Regions from separate parts of the Mus musculus genome. Here region 2 is linked to region 1. A link is a contact called in ENCODE Hi-C or POLR2A ChIA-PET data. All regions are on one chromosome and are shown on one strand. Each heading gives the region's core, a stretch centred on a gene start or an enhancer-like site at or near the end of the contact. The rest is flanking DNA. Distances are from core to core; before and after follow the strand shown.

The links. A loop is a pair of places that touch in the nucleus more often than their neighbours do. ChIA-PET counts read pairs that join two places held with the same protein, here RNA polymerase II (POLR2A).
Region 2: a map of mouse trophoblast stem cell shows a loop between it and region 1 (2.7-fold over the local background). The contact joins the promoter of Pou6f1 here to the promoter of Letmd1 in region 1. A Hi-C loop is called at or near these places in 1 of 37 maps with a recorded cell type or tissue (mouse trophoblast stem cell). POLR2A ChIA-PET finds 5 or more read pairs at or near these places in 3 of 5 experiments (Patski and embryonic stem cell).

What each region holds. Positions count from the first base shown.
Region 1 is chr15:100,466,357-100,471,123 of GRCm38, forward strand. Letmd1 (LETM1 domain containing 1) reads left to right here and starts at 2,655. Exons shown (of 9, transcript NM_134093.3): 1 at 2,655-2,889; 2 at 3,329-3,480. The coding sequence starts at 2,768. It overlaps 5330439K02Rik (a long non-coding RNA gene), which reads right to left and starts at 2,011. Exons shown (of 3, transcript XR_001781773.2): 1 at 1,945-2,011.
Region 2 is chr15:100,597,061-100,601,881 of GRCm38, forward strand. It overlaps Pou6f1 (POU domain, class 6, transcription factor 1), which reads right to left and starts at 2,924. Exons shown (of 11, transcript NM_001304965.1): 1 at 2,703-2,924.

The sequences.
Region 1 (4,767 bases), core at 1,405-3,904:
TTTCCCTGACTGTAGATCTGTTCCAAGCCTGCTTTCTTTTCCTAGTGCAATCACCCAGGACACATGAAGGTTTACAGAGCTCTATCTGCAGCTTGTATTCTATAGAGGAGTGCGATTACTTATTTCAATTTAGGAATTCTATAAAATCATGATCAGGAATTATGAAATCATCAATTCGGGTCTGCACAGCATTACCACATGTTCATATCGATCCTGATCAATAGTGTGGGCTGATGCCCAGGAATCACTGGGCTATGTAACAGCGACAGGAAAGGCATCTCAGCAGCAAGAAGCAATCCTGGGCTGAAGTCTCTGAGGACCCTGCATCTCAGAGAGCACCCATTGCAGGCCATGAAAAACCGTGGGCCATCTCCAGGAAACTCACTTGCTTCTGACACACAGGCACAAGCATAAGCAAAACGCTCACACACTGAAGCAGATCCAGTTCCACATAGGGAAATAGAGATTTTTCTTTAATAAACTCCCAGGCGATGCCTGTCACTTCATCTCCTTGCATCTTTACTATGGAAAGCCGTGGGCATTCTCACTTTAAAAGCCTCGAATCAGTGAATAGATTCCCAGTGTCTATAAGGCCTCTCAATTGTTCTGACTCCGACAACTAGAGTTTCAGTTCTTCTCCAGGTCAACTCATCTGTGTGCGTACACATTGTTCCAGCCCGAACCCAGCCGGCTCAGCATTGGCCACCACCTCTGCAGCTGTATATTTCCTGTTTGTTTTTTTTTTTCCATTTTTTATTAGGTATTTCGCTCATTTACATTTGCAATGCTATACCAAAAGTCCCCCATAGCCACCCACCCCCTCTCCCCTACCCACCCACTCCCCTTTTATGGCCCTGGCGTTCCCCTGTACTGGGGCATATAAAGTTTGCGTGTCCAATGGGCCTCTCTTTCCAGTGATGGCCGACTAGGCCATCTTTTGATGCATATGCAGCTAGAGTCAAGAGCTCCGGTCCTGTTTGTTTTTAAATGTTTATCTTTGTGCATGTATGTGAGCATTCGTGTGTGGTTCGTCCGAGTGGATGTATAATGAATGCCACACGTCAGTCAGAAGACAACCTGAGATGTCTGTCCTGTCTGCCACTTTGGGAAAGGGTCTTTTCTCAGTCTCTTTTCCCTGCAGGGCGTTCCAGACAAGCTGGCCTCCGAGATTCTGGACATTTTCCTATTTCTACCTCTCACCTTCCCCACTGCAGTGCTGGGATTATAAATGTACGCACTGTGGGCTGGACAGAGAGAGACAGACAGAGACTGAGCTTGTGTGCACACACACTCGTTACCTGTATGTCAGTGGAAGGGGAATGGAAGAAGAAATACTCAGCAGCTATGTGAGGAAATGAATCCGTAGAATCCGTATCACATTTTTTCTTTTTGTAGTTTGTGTACATGTTTGCGCATGCCTGGTGTTGGATATGCACATATCTTTTTTTTTTTTTTTTGGACAGGGTCCCCTCTAACCCTGTAACTTGCTAACTTGGCTAGACTGGCTGGCTAGCAAGTGCCAGGGCTCCTCCTGCCTGGGTCTCAGCTCTAAAGAAGCTCCGGGTTCCCCTGCACAGAGGCCAGGACGTGGGTGTGTTGGGGGTGGGGTGGGGAGGCGGTCATAGGCACAGACCACCGTGCCCAGCTTTTGGCGTTAGAGTCAGGGATTGAACTCAGGTCCTTAAGCTTACTCAGCACTTTACCCAGGACGACCTCCCCCCCCCCGCCCCCCCCCCCACACCCTGGACTACACAAAATGCCCTCCCTTTAGTTTGTTCTCCCAGGCAGTGCCTTTCCATTTCTGTTAGAAAACCGTCTGTGACTGCGCTCGTGTCTCCTGGGAGTTCTATTAGCGAGCCGGAGACACCGTAGTTGAGGGACTTAGAAGCTACCTGAGAACCGAGAGAACCCATCTTTTGGTCATTTTCTATCCTACCTACCTACCTCCTCTTGCAGAGAACAGCTTTGCAACTGTTCAAACCACCAGCCCTCCAAACACGGAGATGTTCTACAGACGTGGGAGCTTTTGCAAACATGCAAACATTTCATCCTTCGATCTTCACAGAATTCTGCAACACAGGTACAACCCACATGAAGTTCACCGAAGTGACCTGTCCAAGGTCCCCCACACTAAACCTGACTGCAGACGCATGGCTTCAGCGTGCTTCACGTCCGTTAAAATGCCTATGGACACAAGAGGGCCGTCGACTCTCGCGGACAGCTGGACGCCTAGAAACCCTTCCGAGTTTCAAGTAGTCATTTCTCCAAAAAATATCCACCGCGCACCTACTCCGTGACAAGGGCGCGTGAGGACCAGAAAGCGAGGGTTGGAAAGGGGTTCTACACCTGCCGCCAGATTGATGGAGGGCGGAGCCCTGCCGGCCGCCGCCACTAGAGGGCGCAGCGCCACCCCGCGCCGCCGCCATCGGGGCCACGACCCCGGGCTCCCACAGAGGTCAAGGGCAGCGCCCGCGGCCCCGAGCCCCCAGGGACCGACGAGGGCACTGGGTTCCTCAAGGAGACGCCGTCCTCGGCTCACGATAGCGACCTCAGGCTGGGCCGGCGCTCGCTCCCTCGGGGAGGCTCGCTTCCGGTCCTGCGCGCGGAAGCGTCGCCGCGTCCAATCCGGGTCCCCGCCCGGGCTCGCCCGGGGGGCGCGGGGCGGCTCGCAGCCGCCTGTCGGCGTGGAGGGGCGGCGCGTGCGTGCTGCGGGGCGCACTCTGACCCGGAGACGACCTCTCTCCGCGCTCCCTCCCCTGCTGTGAAGATGGCGCTGTCCAGGGTGTGCTGGGCTCGGGCTGCTCTGTGGGGTTCGACTGTCGCCCCTGGACCCTTTGTCACCCGGAGGCTGCAGCTGGGCCGCTCTGGCCCTGCGTGGCGAGCCCCTCGGTGAGGGCCCTGGAGAAAGAAGAGCATTTTTGATGTAGAAGCCCTTCCAGCGGCTCAGCCTCCGCCTCTCGGGATCCCCTGCCTTGGGCCCTGGGTTTTGCTTTTCCATGCAGGATTCCCACCGAACGCCCGTCCCTGTCCCTCTCCGTACTCCGTGTCCACCCGATTGTCCCCGCACATCCTGAGCTCATCTTTCAGCTTCCCCTTCCCATCTCTCCATGGCTTCAGCTTGCATTCTCCTGGCCCCGCAGGCTTTGCGCACGCTCCACGCTCACACCTTTCTGCATGATCTGCCCCTCTCATACCAACCCTAACCCTGAGCTTGGGTTTTCAGAAGAGTTCTGGCAATCGCTCTCAGAAACCGTATGTTTACCGAGGGGTCCTACGTACCGAATGGCTTCTACTCCTTCGCAGATAGTCTCTTTGGTCTTCGTTGTAGGTCTTCAAAGCTTCACCTTTCTCCGAAGGCGGACGTGAAGAACTTGATTTCTTACGTGGTGACCAAGACAAGAGCGATTAACGGATCGTACCATCGTTTCTTGGGGCGTCATTTCCCCCGCTTCTATGCCTTATACACAACCTTCATGAAAGGTAAACGCTAACATTGAGAAGCCCGAATCTGCTCTTCTGCGTTAGTCACAGTCAGTGAGATTGCAATGTGCCGGGTCCGCTGCTGCGCTGTGAGTTGGGATGTCTTCTCTTCCGTCAGGGTTTGAGCATGAATTCTTACAAATTGTCACTGCCACCTCTTAAATATCCAGATGGATGTTATGGTAGACAAATCCTGACATCACTCGAGAGAGAGCAGAAGATGTAAATATATTCTCATTTCCTTAGAAATTCCTTGTCCTGCTCAGTGCAGACCAGACCCAGGGATTGTTATCATAAGGAAACCAGATTAAATGCTTTGTTTTAAACTCCTTAACACCAGGGCGTCATGGTCGATTAACCCTGAGAGCTCCCCAGCCAGGTAGTAACTCGCTGCTTCGTGGGGCGTGTTTATCACGTGGCCAGCTTAGATAACTTGTAGTGGAAATAGAACTGTAGACACTTGGTTTCTGAATGCTTCCACTCAAAGTGGAGGTCCGCTAGCTATGTTGAGATGATACCTATAATGTCACATGACAGCCCTGGAACCAAAATGCCGGATTCAAATCCCATTTGTGACTTAGACTGTGCACTGGCGCTAGTGACACTTACAGGGTCTTTGGTGTCTCATCTGTAAGGAGGTACTAGAACCTACCTGCTGATTACCTAGTTATGATTATTATTTAGTCATCTAGGAAGAGTGTAGCTCGGGCTGGCCTGGGGCTTTCTGTGTAGTGGAGGATGACCTTGAATTTCTGGTCTCTCTGCCTGCTGGGATGGTAATGCTGAGTGAGCCACCACACCTAATGGTGAAGAGTAGATCAACATATTTAAAAGGCTTAGAACATGGCCTCATTTATTTTAGTATGACAGCTCTATACCAAGTGTCCAATATGTGTTAACTTTTTCTATTGTTGTATTCTATACTTTTATCCACTAATAAAAAAAAATAGAACGTTGCCAACTCTGAATCTTACTCTAATCATTAGCGTCATGGAGTTTATCTAAGAAGTGGAGGTAACAATGGCTGCCTTGTTAGCCACGGGGGTTCTGTGTCTTACAGCCCCACAACCCAGCATCCCAAGGCAGGAGAATCAGGAGGTCTAGGCCAGCCTCAGCTACACAGCAAGGCTGTAACAACAAAAACAACAAACCCCCTCGAAACAAAATACTTAACGACCACCAATCATAGACACATATATGCCTTGTGTTATTTGAAGCCAACCTAGATAACATTTTGGAAGCATTAGAAGTGATTTTATTCATTTTATTTGTGTGACTGTCTTGCCT
Region 2 (4,821 bases), core at 1,674-4,173, 130 kb after region 1:
GAATAAGAGTTTATACCAGTTTTGTTTTTCTTCTCCTCCCTCTCCTCTCAGATACAGGGTCTCTCTGAATAGCCTTGTCTGTCCTGGAATTCACTAAGTAGACCAGGCTGGCCTTGAACTCCCAGAGATCCACCTGCTTCTGCCTCTCCAGTACTGGGATGAAAGGCCTGCACCACTGCCTAGCCTTTTTTTTTTTTAATTTTTTATTAGGTATTTTCCTCGTTTACATTTCCAATGCTATCCCAAAAGTCCCCCATACCCACCCCACCCCCACTCCCCTACCCCCCACTCCCCCTTTTTGGCCCTGGCATTCCCCTGTACTGGGGCATATAAAGTTTGCAAGTCCAATGGGCCTCTCTTTCCAGTGATGGCCTTTTTTTTTTTTTTTTTAAACAGACTTTTTCCCTTGAAGCAGAGAACCTTTAGAAGATACATTTCTTTCTTTTCCTTGATTATTTCTTGAATTTTCACTTTTGGGGTTTGAATTCACCCTTGTGCATGCTAGGTAAGTGTTGTACCATTGCATACCACATATAACAGCGATTTCTTCTGATTTGTGACATGTATCTTGTCCTCCATCATCAGGGTGTGCCTGTGTGAGCTGTGACTGATGGACAGATGGATATAATACTCTCTCTCCTGAGCTCTGGGCCCAGATTATTTTCTTCCTTTCCTTTTTTTTTTTTTTTTTTTTTTGTTTGTTTGTTATGTTTTTCGGTTTGTTTTAGGGGATCAGAGGTTCTTTGTATATAGACCAGGCTGGCCTCAAACTCAGAGATCCACCTGCTTCTGCCTCTGAAGTGCTGGGATCAAAGATGTGTGCCACCACCGCCTGGCTTCTTTCTTTGCTTCTTCTTCTTCTTCTTCTTCTTCTTCTTCTTCTTCTTCTTCTTCTTCTTCTTCTTCTTCTTCTTCTTCTTCTTCTTCTTCTTCTTCTTCCTCCTCTTCTTCTTCTTCTTCTTCTTCTTCTTCTTCTTCTTCTTCTTCTTCTTCTTCTTCTTCTTCTTCTTCTCCTCCTCCTCCTCCTCCTCCTCCTCCTCCTCCTCCTCCTCCTCCTCCTCCTCTTCTTCTTCTTCTTCTTCTTCTTCTTCTTCTTCTTCTTCTTCTTCTTCTTCTTCTTCTCTTCCTCCTCCTCCTTCCCCCTTCTCCTTCCTCTTGACATTTATTACTTAGTGTGTGTGTCTGTGTGTGTGGGGGGCGCACCCGAGTGCCATGGTGCACTCACATAGCTTGTGTTCGAAGAGCAGACAACTTGCAGGAGTTTGTTCTCTACTTCTCAAGGTTCAAGGGCCACACTTAAGAGTGTCAGGCTTGGCAGCCAATGCCTTTACCTGCTGCTGAGCCATCAAACCGCAAGTGCCCCTTTTTGTTTTACATTTATAGAAATGGGTGTTTGGCTTGGGGTTTTGTTTTGTTTGCCTTGAGTTTTTAAGGCCCAGTCTCACTATCAAGCTTTAGTCTTTGATCCTCCGGCTGCAGTTTCACACCTGGCTGCTGGGGTTACAGCTGTGCATCAACAGTTTTACTTTTCTTAGTTGCCAAATAGTTAGTGCCTCTAGGAAGAAACAGAAACCAGCGTGTCTTCTCTGTTTCTCTCTCTCTGGCTTTACCTGATCTGATTTTTTTTTTTTTGTTTTTTTCCGAGTTTGTTTGTCTTGCTCCTTCCAGGACAGGTGGGGCTTTGTCTGAGTGCGGCTCTCGCACACTGATTTTTTTTTATTGAAGTACCATAGAAGGAATGAATGTGATTCTGCTTTACATATGTAAAGAGGCCCCCGAGTCACAGAAATATCCTGCTCACAAACTTCAATCAAAACGGAATACACGCCCAGCATGCCGGTTTGCAGTGTTGACTGTCGTAGATTACCAAAGCGACGGGTATATATGCATGGAACTGGGGGCCCCGCCTTCTATTTTGTGAGCAAGGAATGCCAGGGAGCCAACAGGCTACAGTCTCTGTGTCTGCTAGGAGCTTCCTGTCTTTGGCCTAGGGAAGCTTTTGAGCAGGCTTTCATTTTCTCCTGCCCAGCTGCAGCGACTACTCTGTAAAGGTTTCAGGCTTCCCACCCAAGCCCGAGGAGGCGATCTTAGCGCTGAAGTGGCTTAGAAGCCACTCTGGAGATCCCTCAGCCTTGCCAGGTGCAAATGTCCCGGGAGGAGATAGTGGGCCCGTTTTATGACATTATTAATACTAATACTGTCATTAAATATTTATGAAGTGCTCACGCTCTGATCGACGGTGACCCTCCCACCATTCCCCCATCCTTCCAGTGACAGCGAGGTCTCTGCCCCCCAGAGTCCCACCAGCCCTTTCTCCGGAGTAGCGGTGACAGGTCGCCAGGGAACCCAAGCGTCCCGGGATCCAGGACTCTACGTGCCTCTCCCCGACACCCCGCCCCCCACCAGGGCAGGGCGTCCACCCAAGCGGCCGCCCCTCCTCGAGTGTCCGCGGGGACCGGAGACCAGGGTGCGGCCCGGGGTCTGCGGCCCCAGGTGGGCAGAGCGCGGCCCTCGACTCCCAGAGCTCCAGCCTCCGGGGCCGCAGCCCGCCGCCCCGGCCCCGCGCCTTTTTCTCTCTTTATCATAAATATATAAATTATGCTAATTACGGGCATTGCATATTAACCAAATTCGAAACCTCCCCTGCCCGGCCCCCTCCCCCTCCGTGCAAAGCCCTCCCCGCCCCGGACCCCGCTACTCACCGGAGCCCGAAGCCCAGCCTCCCGCTCCCCGGCTGCCCAGCGGCCACCGGCTAGACACTCATCCCCCAGCCCGGGCCAGGGGGCCGCGGCCGGGGCGGCCGCCCGCAGACAAAGAAGCCGGAGCGGCTCGGCCCGGCTCGCTCGGCCCGGAGCCACTCGGGACCCGCCGCCCCCTGAGCCCCCCGCCGGGGCTGGCAGAGCGGAGCGGCGGTGGGTTGCGGGCCACGCACGGGCCGGGACGCCGGGGGCGGGGGCGGCCAGGTGCAGTCCCCTCCTCGCCCCCTCCTCCCTCCCCCCCTTTCCCTCCTTCTGCTACTTGGATTTTTTTAGCTGCTGCGTCATGAGCATAATTTATGCAAAGCGCTTTGCCGCATGCTGCACCTCCCGCGCCAGCCGCCGGGGGCGGCGGTCAGGAAAAGGAGGGGGGGTCTGGGAAGCTGCGAGCTGCGCGTGGGGGTGGGTAGGAACCCCAGGCCTCGCGGGGACTGGGACCCAGGGCCTGTGGGGCCGCTTGACTCAGCCCCCTTGGAGAGCAGGACTGGAGTCTCGATAGGGGACCCCGTGTCGCCTTCCCTTCAGCCGAGGATTGAGCAGTGACAACCGTGACTCTCTGGTGGTCAACTGCCCTTCTCAACGGCCAACCTCAAGTTCACGTCTGTCCTCTAGGCCGTAAAGGAGAGGGAACTCGGACGTCACTAAGGCTCAGGGTCTCCGGAGCAGCTGTGCACATCCCAGAGGGACCAGGGTCCCGGACGCTCTGCTGAGCTAGCTCGCTTTCCCACCTTCAGGAGGGGCGGGGTCCCACCTGCAGCCTGCGGGCTAGTCAAGCAGCACACGAAGGTGTGAAAAGAAAGGCAAAGTTTGACGCGATGGAGAAAAACAAGCCACTGTTTTGGGGACCGTGATGGTGGGGAGGGTTTGTTATATCTACTGACTTTTGAAGGTAGAGGGAGACTCAGAGGCCGATTAGGGGCCAGGGGAACGAAGGTTTGGGACATAATGGACAAAAGAAGGAAGACCAGGAGAGCGAGAAAGAATGAAGGGAGTCACCAGAGAAGAGCGTTATCAACGCAGCCAAGTGGATTCCCAACAGTGTTTCCCTCTTCGCCCTCACCCCACACCCGTGCTTCCGTGGTCTAGGATGATCTCGGTAGGCCGTGCAGAAGCAGCAATAGGAGAAATGATGAACTGTAGAGCCCTTGCCAGACAGTCCCTTAAACGTCTCCAGTGGAAGCACACACTCAGGAGGAGAGGGGAGCAGCATCGGCTGGGTTTGACCAACAGGTACACTCCAGGCTGCCTGCATCATGCTGGCTACTGGTGCCGCAGAGCTGGGCTGTCCGCTGTTTTCCTGGGGCCATGGAGGAGGCACTGCGGGTGAGACTAACTAAAGGGTCAAGAACCAGAAAGCTTGGGGTTTTATCCCAGCGCGTCCATCCATTTGCGGTCTAGGCAAACGATACAGTTTAGTTTTACAAACAGAGGTAGCCTGAGCCGGGCACCGTCCCACCTGTAGGACCGGCTGCTGGAGAGGCAGCAAACCGAATGAACCTGTGAATTAGGATGCAGCCTGAACAACAAAGTCTCTCTCTCTCTCTCTCTCTCTCTCTCTCTCTCTCTCTCTCACACACACACACACACACACACACACACACACACACCACACAGAGATACATTCCCCCAGACACCCTACACAGCCCCACATATGCTCAGAGACACACCCCACACATTCCCCACGAGCGTACACACACGCAAACACATGCACACCCGCTCATCCTCGAACACACACACATTCACACATATAGGCACACACACAACACATACTGTTAGTGTACTGTCTAAGCTCCACTCCACAGTTATCTGGCAACTGCCAGGTAGGCCTGACCCACTATAAAAGGGGCTGCTTGCCCCCTCCTGCTCTCTTGCTCCTCTCTTGCCCTCTTGCTCCCACTCTCTCCCCATTCCCTTCCTCCCCTCTCCATGTGCTCATAGCCAGCCTCTGCTACACCATCTCCAGTAGGATCTGTGTGATAAGTTCCACACATTGAGGCGATTGACCTCAAGAGGGGGAGGGGAGGCCTCCTGGAATCGGTTGTGGAACTCTTCCCTGGAGCTGTAG